2 separate regions of the Homo sapiens genome follow, and region 2 is linked to region 1. Evidence: chromatin loops called from intact Hi-C (ENCODE). Cell type or tissue: dorsolateral prefrontal cortex. All regions are shown on one strand. Each heading gives the region's core, and the rest is flanking DNA. Links, peaks and the distances in the headings are about the cores only. Region 1 overlaps KBTBD12 (kelch repeat and BTB domain containing 12). Region 2 overlaps PODXL2 (podocalyxin like 2).

Region 1 (5,380 bases), core at 162-5,161:
TACAATTTCTCCAGGGTGTGGCTGGGGGGCACGGGGATGCCAAAGGTAAAACAAACCACTTCCATCATTCCATCTTTTTCTCTGTAGTCATTAGTACTAGGATAAAACAGACTTGTAGCATAGTGGCCACCATAGCTGGTGTCTATCAAAGCTTTGTTCTTTTATCAGTTTTTTATTTTGAGAAATTTCAAACATACAGAAAAGGTGAAAGAATAGTACACTGAATACCGGTGTATTCTGCATCTAGAGTCAATAATAGTTAGCATTTTGCCTTATTATCTTTATGTCCCCACCCCATACACACACACACTTTTTTTTTCCTGAAACCTTGAAAAATCAATTACAGGCATAATACTTCACTCCTAAATACTCAGCATACTTCTTCTAAGGATGAGGAAATTCCTTTACATAATCACAAACCATTATCATACCTATGAAAAAATAACATTAATTCTATAAAATTGAATAAAATCCTGTTCATATTCTAATTTCCCCAGTTGTCCCCAGAATAACTCAATAGCTGTTATTTTCAAACCATCATCCAACCAACCTTCACACATTATACTTTGTTATTATGTCTCTCTGGTCTCCTTTCATTTAGGAAGGCCCCCATCTTGGGTTTTTTTCCCTGTGACATTAATTTTTTTGAGTCAGGGTCAGTTTTCTTGTAGAATGTCCCACAAGCTGAATTCACCTATCTCCTCATAGGGTTGTTTACTTTGTTCTTCCTCTATTTCCTATAAACTGGAGGTAAAATGTAGAGGTTTGACTGGACACAAGTTAAGTATTTTGGTGGTGGTGGGGACATGAGAAGACTCTATACTGAATGATATAGGAAGCAAATACTATAAAATTATATCATTATTAATGATGATTATTTGATTACAGCGGTGGCTATCCAATTTCTCCATTGTAAAAGTACATATTTTTTCATGTTGTAATTAGTCTGTGATTTATCAGGTAATATGTCTTCAGTGCCATGTGACTATCCTGTTCTTTATAACCTTTCAACCGATGCTTTTAGCATCCATTGATGATTTCTGACTGAACCAACTATTATACAAATTAGGATCTTGGCTATCCTTCTATCATGACTTCTACATTTATTACCTGGCTTTTGATTCAATGTGTTTCAGTCAATTATAGTCAATTACGATTTTTGATGTTTGAATTATTTTGAATCTGGCCAGTGACTGCCCTTTCAGGCTGGTTTCTCTGTCTTTTCATGACTCCCTTAAGTCTTTGACAATGTACCTGCTTTCTGGTGTAACAGGATATCTGAACCTTACCTTGCAATTTCTGTGCTCCAAACCTAGAATCAGCTATTTTGTGAAGAAGCACAACTACATTCTAAGCAGCTAGCTGAGTCCATCATCCAACAATACAGCAACTTCCTTATTTTGCCCTCAATGAGCTCTGTTAGGGCTGGAACCAAACATGTTTGTATGTGTATCTTTGGGGTTTAACATGGGCTTACTACCTAGAAAGGCATTCAATAAAGGTTTGTTGAATGAAAACCCAACAGACATCAGCCAGGCTCTTAACCCTGACTGCATGTTAGAAAAATCTGAAGATTTTTAAAAAATATTGATGCCCAGGCCCCATAACCAAATATTCTGATTTGATTTGTCTGGTATGGAGAGACAGTTTAGCCTACTGCTAAAAATATAGACTTTGGGGCCAGACTATCTAACTTTGAATCCCAAATTCAACATTTACCCTCTGTTTGACTTCTTTAGATGGCTTCAGTTTCTGCACCTTTAAAATAAGGGAAATAATAGTTGCAGGCTGTTGAGAGAATCAAATAAATTAACACATGCAAAGTGCTTAGAATTTTCCCTAGCACAGGGTAACCAGGTAACTGTCAGCTGTCAATTTTAATCTGCATTGGTTAGTAAAAGAATTCATTTTTGAAGTACTTCCCAGTGCATTTTCTCTTTCTGATAATTCAGATTTGTCCTCGACAGGCTTTTCACCATTAAGACTGTGCCACAAGACTAAACTAGAGGAGGCAGAGGGGTGATTTGAGGGAAGTTCTTGCTGGACAGATGGAGGAGGTAGAGAGCATTTCCAGTCCTGGGTGAAGGAAGGAAGATTTGGAGGGGCTGATACTAAGGTGAAAATGTTGTTTGGGTCCCCTAGAAGTTAGCCAAAGAAGATGATGAAAATGGCTCAGATGGGCTGAAGGCAGAAGGGACTTAGCCTGGACTCTGGGAAGAAATCCCCCTGCCCACAGCGGGTCCCACTGGCAGCCAGTATAGAGTTGAAGTGGAGAAACAGGAGGCCTCCCTGCTCCCTCAGCCTGCTCCCTGAGCTCCCCTGCCATCCTGGAGGAAGGGAAGACAGCCACAAGTGGCAAACAAGTGTGTACCGATGGGCTGCCATAGTAGGGAATGGGGGGACCCTGCACCAGAGTTCGGGGAAACAGACAGAAACCAGAGCCTGGCAAGAATATGCAGTTGAGTCTCAAAGGGCCAACAGCTGGAACAAGAGCCAAAGTGGGGGCTTTGTCAGCAGGGAGAAGGCTGAGCCCTCTGGGAGCAACTCCTCTTTGTGAGATATACAAGAATCCTGAGGGCACACTTGAGCTAGAAAACATGAGAGTGGCTCTTCGGTATTCAGTTCATTATGATTATCACCAAGATGCCCTCTGTCCAAGCCCACAGGGTCCCTTAAAAGGCAGGATTTCTGCGTGCCAACCACAGGAATCTTTTGCAGGTACCTAAGGCCACAGTGTTGTCATCCCTTGGATGTTCTTATAGCAGGGAATAGTTTCCTGCCACTAGGTGTCATCTGCCACCACTGTCTTCTCTGTCTCAGGAAGCCTAATTCTGTCTCTGGAATGGGCCATTTCTGCCTCTTTCACTCAAGGAACCTGCCTCTAAGCACCCTCACCATGGGCAGTTCAGCTTAATTCTCCTCATTAGTGTCAAACACCAAGCTGATTACTGTGAGGATATAAGAGAAGGAGTTCTGACTTTTTCACTTTAACAACAGCTTTATTGAGGTATAGTTCATATATCATAAAATTCACCCCTTGAAAATGTATAAAAAAATGGTTTTTTAGTATATTCACAGAGTTGTGCAGCCATCACCACTGTCTAATTTCAGAACATTTTCATCACTCCCAAAATAAATCCTCTGCCCATTAGCAGTCACTACCCATTCACCCTTTCTCCATTTTCTGGCAATCACAAATCTACTTTCTGCCTCTATCCATCTGCCTTTTCTGGACATTTCATATAAATGGAATCATGTGATATGTGGTCTTTTGTGATTGCCTTCTTTCACTTAGCATAATGCTTTCAAGGTTCATCTATGTTGTAGCAACTGTTAGTATTTCATTCCTTTTTATTGCCAAATGATATTCCACTGCTTAAATAGACAGTATTTTACTTATTTGTGTATTTTACTTATCTGTCCATCTGTGGATGGACACTTGGGTTGTTTCCACTTTTTGGCTGAGACGAATGCTGCTGCTGTGAACATTCAGGTACAAGGGTGGGCATATATTTTCAATTCTCTTGGATATATACCTAGGAGTGGGATTGCTGCATCGTATGGCAACTCTGTGTCAACCTCTTGAGGAACTGCCAGACTTTTCCAGAGCAGCTGCATTATTTTATATCACCAGCAACGTATGGTGGTTTTGATTTCTCCAAACCTCGACAATACTTGTTATTATCTATCTTTTTTTCATTGTAGTCATCCTTGTGGGTATGAAGTGTATCTCATCATGGTTTAGATTTGCATTTTCTTAATGGCTAATGATGTTGAGCACTAGATCATCTGTTTATATTCACTGGACAAGTGTCTATTCTGTTCCTTTGTCCATTAAAAATATGTTATCTTTTTATTATTGAGTTATAAGATTTCTTAATGTATTTTAGATACAAGTCTCTTACCAGACATGATTTGCAATTATTGTCTCTCATCCTGTGGGTTGTCTTTTCATGTTCTTGTTGTTGCTCTTTGAAGCACAAACGTTTTGATTTTTGATGTACAATTTATCTTTTTTTTTTGGTATGTGTGCTTTGGCATTTCTAAGAAACCATCACCTAATTCAAGATTTATGCCTACATTTTCTTCTAAGAATTTTACAGTTTTAGGTTGTATGTTTAGATTTTTAATCTACTTTGGGTTCCTTTTTGTACATGGTAAGAGGCAGGATTCCAACTTCATTATTTTGCATGTGGATATCCAATTATTCCTGCACCATTTGTTGAAAAAAGGATCCTTTCCTCACTGACTTGTCTTGGCAGCCTTGTTGAAAATCAGTTGACTGAAATGGAGGGATTATTTCTGAACTCTCAAGTCTATTCTACTGATCGATATGTTTTGTCTATCATTATGCTGGTACCACATGGTCTTGACTACTATAGCTTTGAAGTAAAGCTTCAGAATTAGGAAGTGTGGGTCTTTCATCTTTGTTCTTTTACAAGATCATTTTGGCTTTTCTGGGTCTCTTACATTTCCATATAGATTTTAGGATCATCCTATCAATTTTTGTATGTAATATCTTACCATTTATATAGAATTTTAATTCCTTTTAATGATGTCTTGCAGTTTTCAGTGTACAAATCCTGTACTTTTTTTGTTAAATTTACTCCTATTTTATTCTTTTTGATGATATTGTAAATAGAATTGTTTTCTTAATTTCATTTTTTAATTGTTCATTGTAAGTGTATAGAAATACAATTTTTTGGCGTATGGTCTTATGTCCTGCACCCTTGTTGAACCTGTCTATTAGCTCTAGTAGCTTTTTAAAATAATTCCTTAAGATTTTCGAAAAAAATGATTATGTCATATGCAATTAGTTATTACTTTCCAATATGGATGCTTTATATTTCTTTTTCTTTCATAATTTTACTGATTAGAACCTCCAGTATAATGCTGAATAGAAGTGGCAAGAGTAGGCATTCATGCCTTGTTCCTGATTTTAGGGGGAAACCTTTCAGTCTTTTACCATTAAGCATGATGTTAGCTGTAGATTTTTCATAAATACCCTTTATCGGGCTGAGGAAGTTACTTTCTATTTCCAGTTTGTTAAGTATCTATAGCACGAAAGGGTGCATCTATTTTTTTTCTTTGCATCTATTGAGATAATCTGTTTTTTTCCCTTTATTCTACTAATACGGCATATTACATTGATTCGTTTTCTTTTTTTTTTCCTTCAACTTTTATTTTAAGTTCCGAGGTATATATGCAGGATATGCAAGTTTGTTACATAGGTAAATGTGTGCCATGGTGGTGTGCTGCACGGATCAACCCATCACCTAGGTATTAAGCACAGCATCCATTAGCTGTTCTTCCTGATGCTCTCCCTCCTCCCACACATTGATTCATTTTCAAATGGTAAGCCAACTTTTCATTTCTGGGA
Region 2 (5,380 bases), core at 76-5,075, 320 kb after region 1:
TATTATTATTGTTGTTGTTATTATCATTATTATTATTTGAGACAGAGTCTCACTCTGTTGCCCAGGCTGAAGTGTAGTGGTGTGATCTCGGCTCACTCCAACCTCCACCTTCCAGGTTCAAGCAATTCTCCTGCCTCAGCCTCTAGAGAAGCTGAGATTACAGGCACCTGCCACCAAGCCCAGCTAATTTTTGTATTATGGCTGGGCATGGTGACTCATGCCTGTAATCCCAGTACTTTGGGAGGCCAAGCGGGGGGTGGATCACCTGAGGTCAGGAGTTCAAGACCAGCCTGGCCAACATGGTGAAATCCCGTCTCTACTAAAAATACAAAAATCAGCCAGGTGTGGTGGTAGGTGCCTGTAATCCCAGCTGTTTGGGAGGCTGAGGCATGAGAGTCGCTTGAACACGGGAGGCAGAGGTTCCAGTGAGCCGAGATTGCACCACTGCACTCCAGCCTGGGTGACAGAGTGAGACTCTGTCTCACAAAAAAAAGAAAGAAAGAAAAATTTGTATTTTTAGTAGAGACGGGGTTTTGCCATGTTGGCAAGGCTGGTCTCAAACTCCTGACTTCAGGTGGATTCGCCCACCTTGGCCCTCCAAAGTGCTGGGATTATAGGCGTAAGCCACCGCACCTGGCCATCCGCCTGCCATTATTATTATTAAAGGAGTTATTACCTGGTAAAATAATAACAGGAAAAGTGGAAGTGTCTCCATAGAATGAGGAGCAGGATAAGCACTTGAGTTTTTATTTTTCATTTTTTATACCGAATGTAACTAAAGCCTAAGCACTTGAGTTTTAAGTCAAAGAAAATCTAGGAAAAAGGGCAGGGCAGGAGGGGATTACTCATCTGTTGACAAGTGTAAATATGATTTCAGTATTACAAATGTCTCCTAAAACAGAAACAGAATTACCGGGAGGCCTGATGGGAGCACACACTAGGAACCAGTGGGGTGAGGGGCGTCTGTGTGGGCAGCTGCAGGGCAAACACCAGCAGTGTGAAAGCAGGGGTCCCAGGAGAGGGCCCGTGAGACTGGATCCAAATGGGAGTTGAGAATAAAGAGTGAAGAAGCCAGGCTTTACCCAAGAGCAGAACCACGGTACGATTCACTAAGAAGATACAGCATCACGTCCACAATATGCCTGCCAAAAATGCAGAGCCTGAATCTGACCATGGGGAAATTTGAGACAAACTGAAATTGAGGGGCAATCTACAAAATAACTGGCCTGCACTCCAACAATGTCAAGGTCATGAAAGACAAAGAAAGATTAGAGGGTTTTCCAGAATAAAAAAGAGACAAAAGAGACATGCGGACTAAATGCAGTACGTGATTCTGGACCGGATAGTGGACTATGAAACCCTGCTCTTTTTTTCTTTTGCTATAAAAGACACTACTGGGAAAACTGGCAAAGTTTGAATAAAGTTTGTAATTACAGAAGCATATTGTATCAGTGTTAATTTCCTGATTTTGATCATCCTGCTGTGGTTTTTAGGAGAATGCTTTGTTCCTAAGAAATGCACACTGAAGTATTTGGAGCAAAGGAGCATCATGTCTGCAACTTACCATTAAATGGTTTAGCAAGAAGTACAGATCTGCATCTCCATATCCATACATGTACACATACACACTGATACAGCAACTGCGGCAAAGTGTTAATAATGGGGGAGTCCGAGCAAGGGGTGGACGGAATTATTCTTGCAACTTTTCTGTAAATTGAAAATTTTTTAAAATAAGGAGTAACAGAGAGAGCGTGCACATGTGAGAGACACTTTCTCTCTTTTTTTTTTTTTCTTTTTTGAGATGGAGTCTCACTCTGTCACCGAGGCTGGAGTGCATTGGCACGATCTTGGCTGACTGAAACCTCCGCCTCCTGGGTTCAAGCAATTCTCCTGCCTCAGCCTCCTGAGTAGCTGGGACTATAGGCACACGCCACCACGCCCAGCTAATTTTTTGTATTTTTAGTAGAGACGGGGTTTCACCTTGTTGGCCAGGCTGGTCTTGATCTCTTGACCTCGTGATCTGCCTGCCTTGGCCTCCCAAAGTACTGGGCTTACAGGAGAGAGCCCCTGCACCCGGCCTGAGACACTGACTTTCACTACAGGTCAGCGAACATGCTTGAGCTGTCAAGAGGGGAATAGAAACATGGCAAGGGACAGGGCAGGCTATCCTGGCTGAGAGCGCAGAGCCCTGTGGCAGGAAGGAGCCACACCGCCCTGAAGCAGGTGAGACAGTTTTGAGAGACAGGGAGGAAGGTGCTTTTCCCACTCAGGTGTCCAAGGAATACAGATCAGGCTTCTAGGGACTCGCTGCATTGAGAGGGGAGAGGAAGCCTCAGCAGGCACTTTGGAGGTGAAAAAGGATCAAATTGGGAATGGAAGAAGAGAAACAAAGAAGTGAAGCTGAGCAGGAAAAGGAGGGAGATGAAGATGAGGAGAGTAAAGAGAGGGGAGAGGCAAGAGGAGAGGGAGGAGAGAGGGGACACATGACAGGGCTACCTGCCCTCCCAGCCTGCCCTCAGTGACCCAGGGCAAGTCCTTGATGCCCACACCCTCAGCCCTGCTGCCGTGGACAGCTCTGATTCCAGAGGGAGGGTCTGACCAGCTGAGCGCTCCAGGGAATCCCTTCCTACCCCATCCACTTCAGGCTCAGGAGAAGGGTCCCTCCACGAAGCCCTTTTAGTTTGTAGCCAAACCCCAAAAGCGTGTCTGGGACCAAGGTGTACCTCTAGAGCCCCACACCTGGACACAGGTGTGAGGAAGCCGAGCCGCCCGGGAGACACACTGGAGACACGTGGAAGTCTAAGGGCTGGCTCCATGGATTCATCCCTGTCCTCAGGAAGAGCTGGGGCACTGAAGGATGAGAAAGGTCATCCAAGGCTCAAGCCCTCCAGGGAGAGGCTCGGGCTGGGCCTCGGAGCATGGGAGGCCACGAATGTCTAAGCTGCAGCTCAGAAGACACCTGGGGCAGACCCCCTCGTTGCACAGGAGAGCCCTGGAGGACCTCCTGGATTGATTGCAGGATAACACTTAGGCTCCTGGGCTCCCGACCCTCCCAGAACTGCTGGGAATGGCACTGTGAAGTCACAGCCCCCCCTGGTGGCTCTAAACAGAAACCACATGTTCCCCAGAGCCCTCAGAACAGTTGGGTCTCCAAATCCCAGACTCAGGGATTTTACAGGTAGACAGAGGCCCTGCAAGAGCAAAGGGCCCATCTCTCGCCTTTTCCACATGAGGGAGCCCAGGAGAGGAGGATTCTTGCTCTAAGTTGTGATGCTAGACTTGTCACAGTTGTAAAGTTGTAAGACTCTTAGACTCTTGTGTGGTTAAAGCCAGTGTCTTTTGACACATCCTGGTCATTTAGTCCAGCACCCGGGCTTGGCTTGGGATGCTGGACAGGAGCAAGCTGACAAGCAGAATCATGACCTCTCCCCAGTCTGCCCGTACCTTTGTGGCCGCAGCCAACCTCCTTAAAGCTGGGCTTGAATCACAAGAGTGGCTGGCGTTAAGAGCCCCAGGCCAAGCTTCAGGGTTCTGGAGGCATGGGCTGGAATTCTGGGTGGCCACTTGCCTCTGTGTGCCACACACCCACCTCTCCATGATGTGAGGCTAATACCTCAGGTTGTTACAAAGATGAAGTGGCATCAGGAATGCAAAACACCCAGCCCACAGAAGGCACACTTTCCTTCTGTCACACTCCATGTTCTCTGCTCCTCTCAGCATCCACACAGCCCAGCTCACGGCAGGTGTATCCGTGGTTAGGGTCAGGGTCCTAACACGGGAAGGGACCACAGGAGGCTACCTGACGAGGCCTCAGCCCTCTGGCAGGCACTGGTGAGTCTAGAGAAGATGGGCTGGCAATTATCTTCAAGAATATGGCTGGGTCTCTTTAGAGAGGCATTTCTGTGTTATTGACTTACCCCTACACCCCCATTTGCCTAAACCCAGCTGTGATGGTTCCTTTACAACTCAAGTCCATCTCTGTTTCATCTGGTAAGTGAGCAGCACCTGCTAGCACCGCCTTCAGAGGAAACAATGTACATAGTCTCTTAGTTGCCCCTAAACCTAGCTTCTTTTCCTGGGGCTAAACAACTGTAATTATTCTTTATTCTCAACCTTTCTGTTTTCATCCTTCTCTTGTGAAAACTCTGGATTCACCCTGGTGTTTTTTGTTTGTTTGTTTTGAGATGGAGTCTTAGTCTGTCGCCCAGGCTGGAGTGCAATGGCACGATCTCAACTCACTGCAACCTCCGCCTCCTGGGTTCAGGCGATTCTCCTGCCTCAGCCTCCCGAGTAGCTGGGATTAAAGTGCCCGCAACCACATCTGGCTAATTTTCGTATTTTAGTAGAGATGGGGTTTCACCATGTTGGTCAGGCTGGTCTTGAACTCCTGACCTCAGGTGATCCACCCGTCTCGGCCTCCCGAAGCGTTGGGATTACGGGTGTGAGCCATCGCACCCAGCCTCACCACAGTTTTAGGAGTATTACAGCTGGGCGCGGTGGCTCACGCCTGTAATCCCAGCACTTTGGGAGGCTGAGGTGGGTGGATCACGAGGTCAGGAGATGGAGACCATCCTGGCTAAAACGGTGAAACCCCGTCTCTACTAAAAATACAAAAAAAAATTAGCTGGGTGTGGTGGTGGGTGCCTGTAGTCCCAGCTACTCAGGAGGCTGAGGCAGGAGAATGGTGTGAACCCAGGAGGCGGGGCTTGCAGTGAGCCGAGATCGCACCACTGCACTCCAGCCTGGGCGACAGAGCAAGACTCCGTCACAACAACGACAACAACAAAAAAAACAAACAAAAAACAAAAAAGAGTGTTACAAAATCAGCACAGGGGGTACACAGTAAATATTTGCTGAATGAACTATTGAAAACTGAACAAGATTCACTAACTTGAGACTAATTGATGCAAAATGTAAAGGGGTTTCTCCACTCCAGTGGCACTACTGTCATTTATCACAGCTGGTAAGCTGAGCTCTCCCGCGCCCCCTGTGATGGGTTGGTGCTGGCTCAGATGCAGCTCCAGCTCACCCTGATGAAGCCCCAGGCCTGGGTCCCCTAGGCCTTATTTCTCCGCTTTCTTTTAAACTCATTATGGTGCTGGCTTTGTTCCCTAAATAGATCATTTTTCCCTCCTATATTTCATCACAGTTCTGTATAGGTTTCTTTCCCCAGTTTATCGAAGTCACTCTGGACTTTACTTCTATCTCTCAGGGCAGCCATAATCCCAGGGATGAACTTCAGCACAGGCTGAAATATCAATGAACTGATTCTTCTATTCAAGAGACAGAATTAAAACAGGCATAAGGGCCAGAGCCCTTGAAAGATCACTTTAAATGTCCCTTTAGGTTAATGTCAAGTCACTGAAAATTGTCCCCTCAC

Evidence for each region. A loop is a pair of places that touch in the nucleus more often than their neighbours do. Peaks named below come from ENCODE experiments on the same cell type or tissue, not always from the same donor. Only the 100,000 strongest peaks of a DNase experiment are listed, where the experiment ranks them.
Region 2: a loop joins it to region 1, with 5 times the contacts of the local background. A loop is called at or near these places in 92 of 110 quality-filtered maps.

The regions. Positions count from the first base shown.
Region 1 is chr3:127,968,578-127,973,957 of GRCh38, reverse strand. All of the region lies in intron 5 of KBTBD12 (kelch repeat and BTB domain containing 12), which reads right to left. Among named protein-coding and RNA genes, the nearest start is that of KBTBD12, 56 kb to the right of the region's middle. In dorsolateral prefrontal cortex, for the core only: a CTCF peak has its summit at 2,786 (motif pointing right); a DNase peak (open chromatin) is centred at 2,807.
Region 2 is chr3:127,650,064-127,655,443 of GRCh38, reverse strand. The region is part of intron 2 of PODXL2 (podocalyxin like 2); the gene reads right to left. Among named protein-coding and RNA genes, the nearest start is that of ABTB1, 20 kb to the left of the region's middle. In dorsolateral prefrontal cortex, for the core only: CTCF peaks have their summits at 2,880 and 3,091 (motif pointing left); a DNase peak (open chromatin) is centred at 3,093; H3K27ac peaks cover 1,096 bases.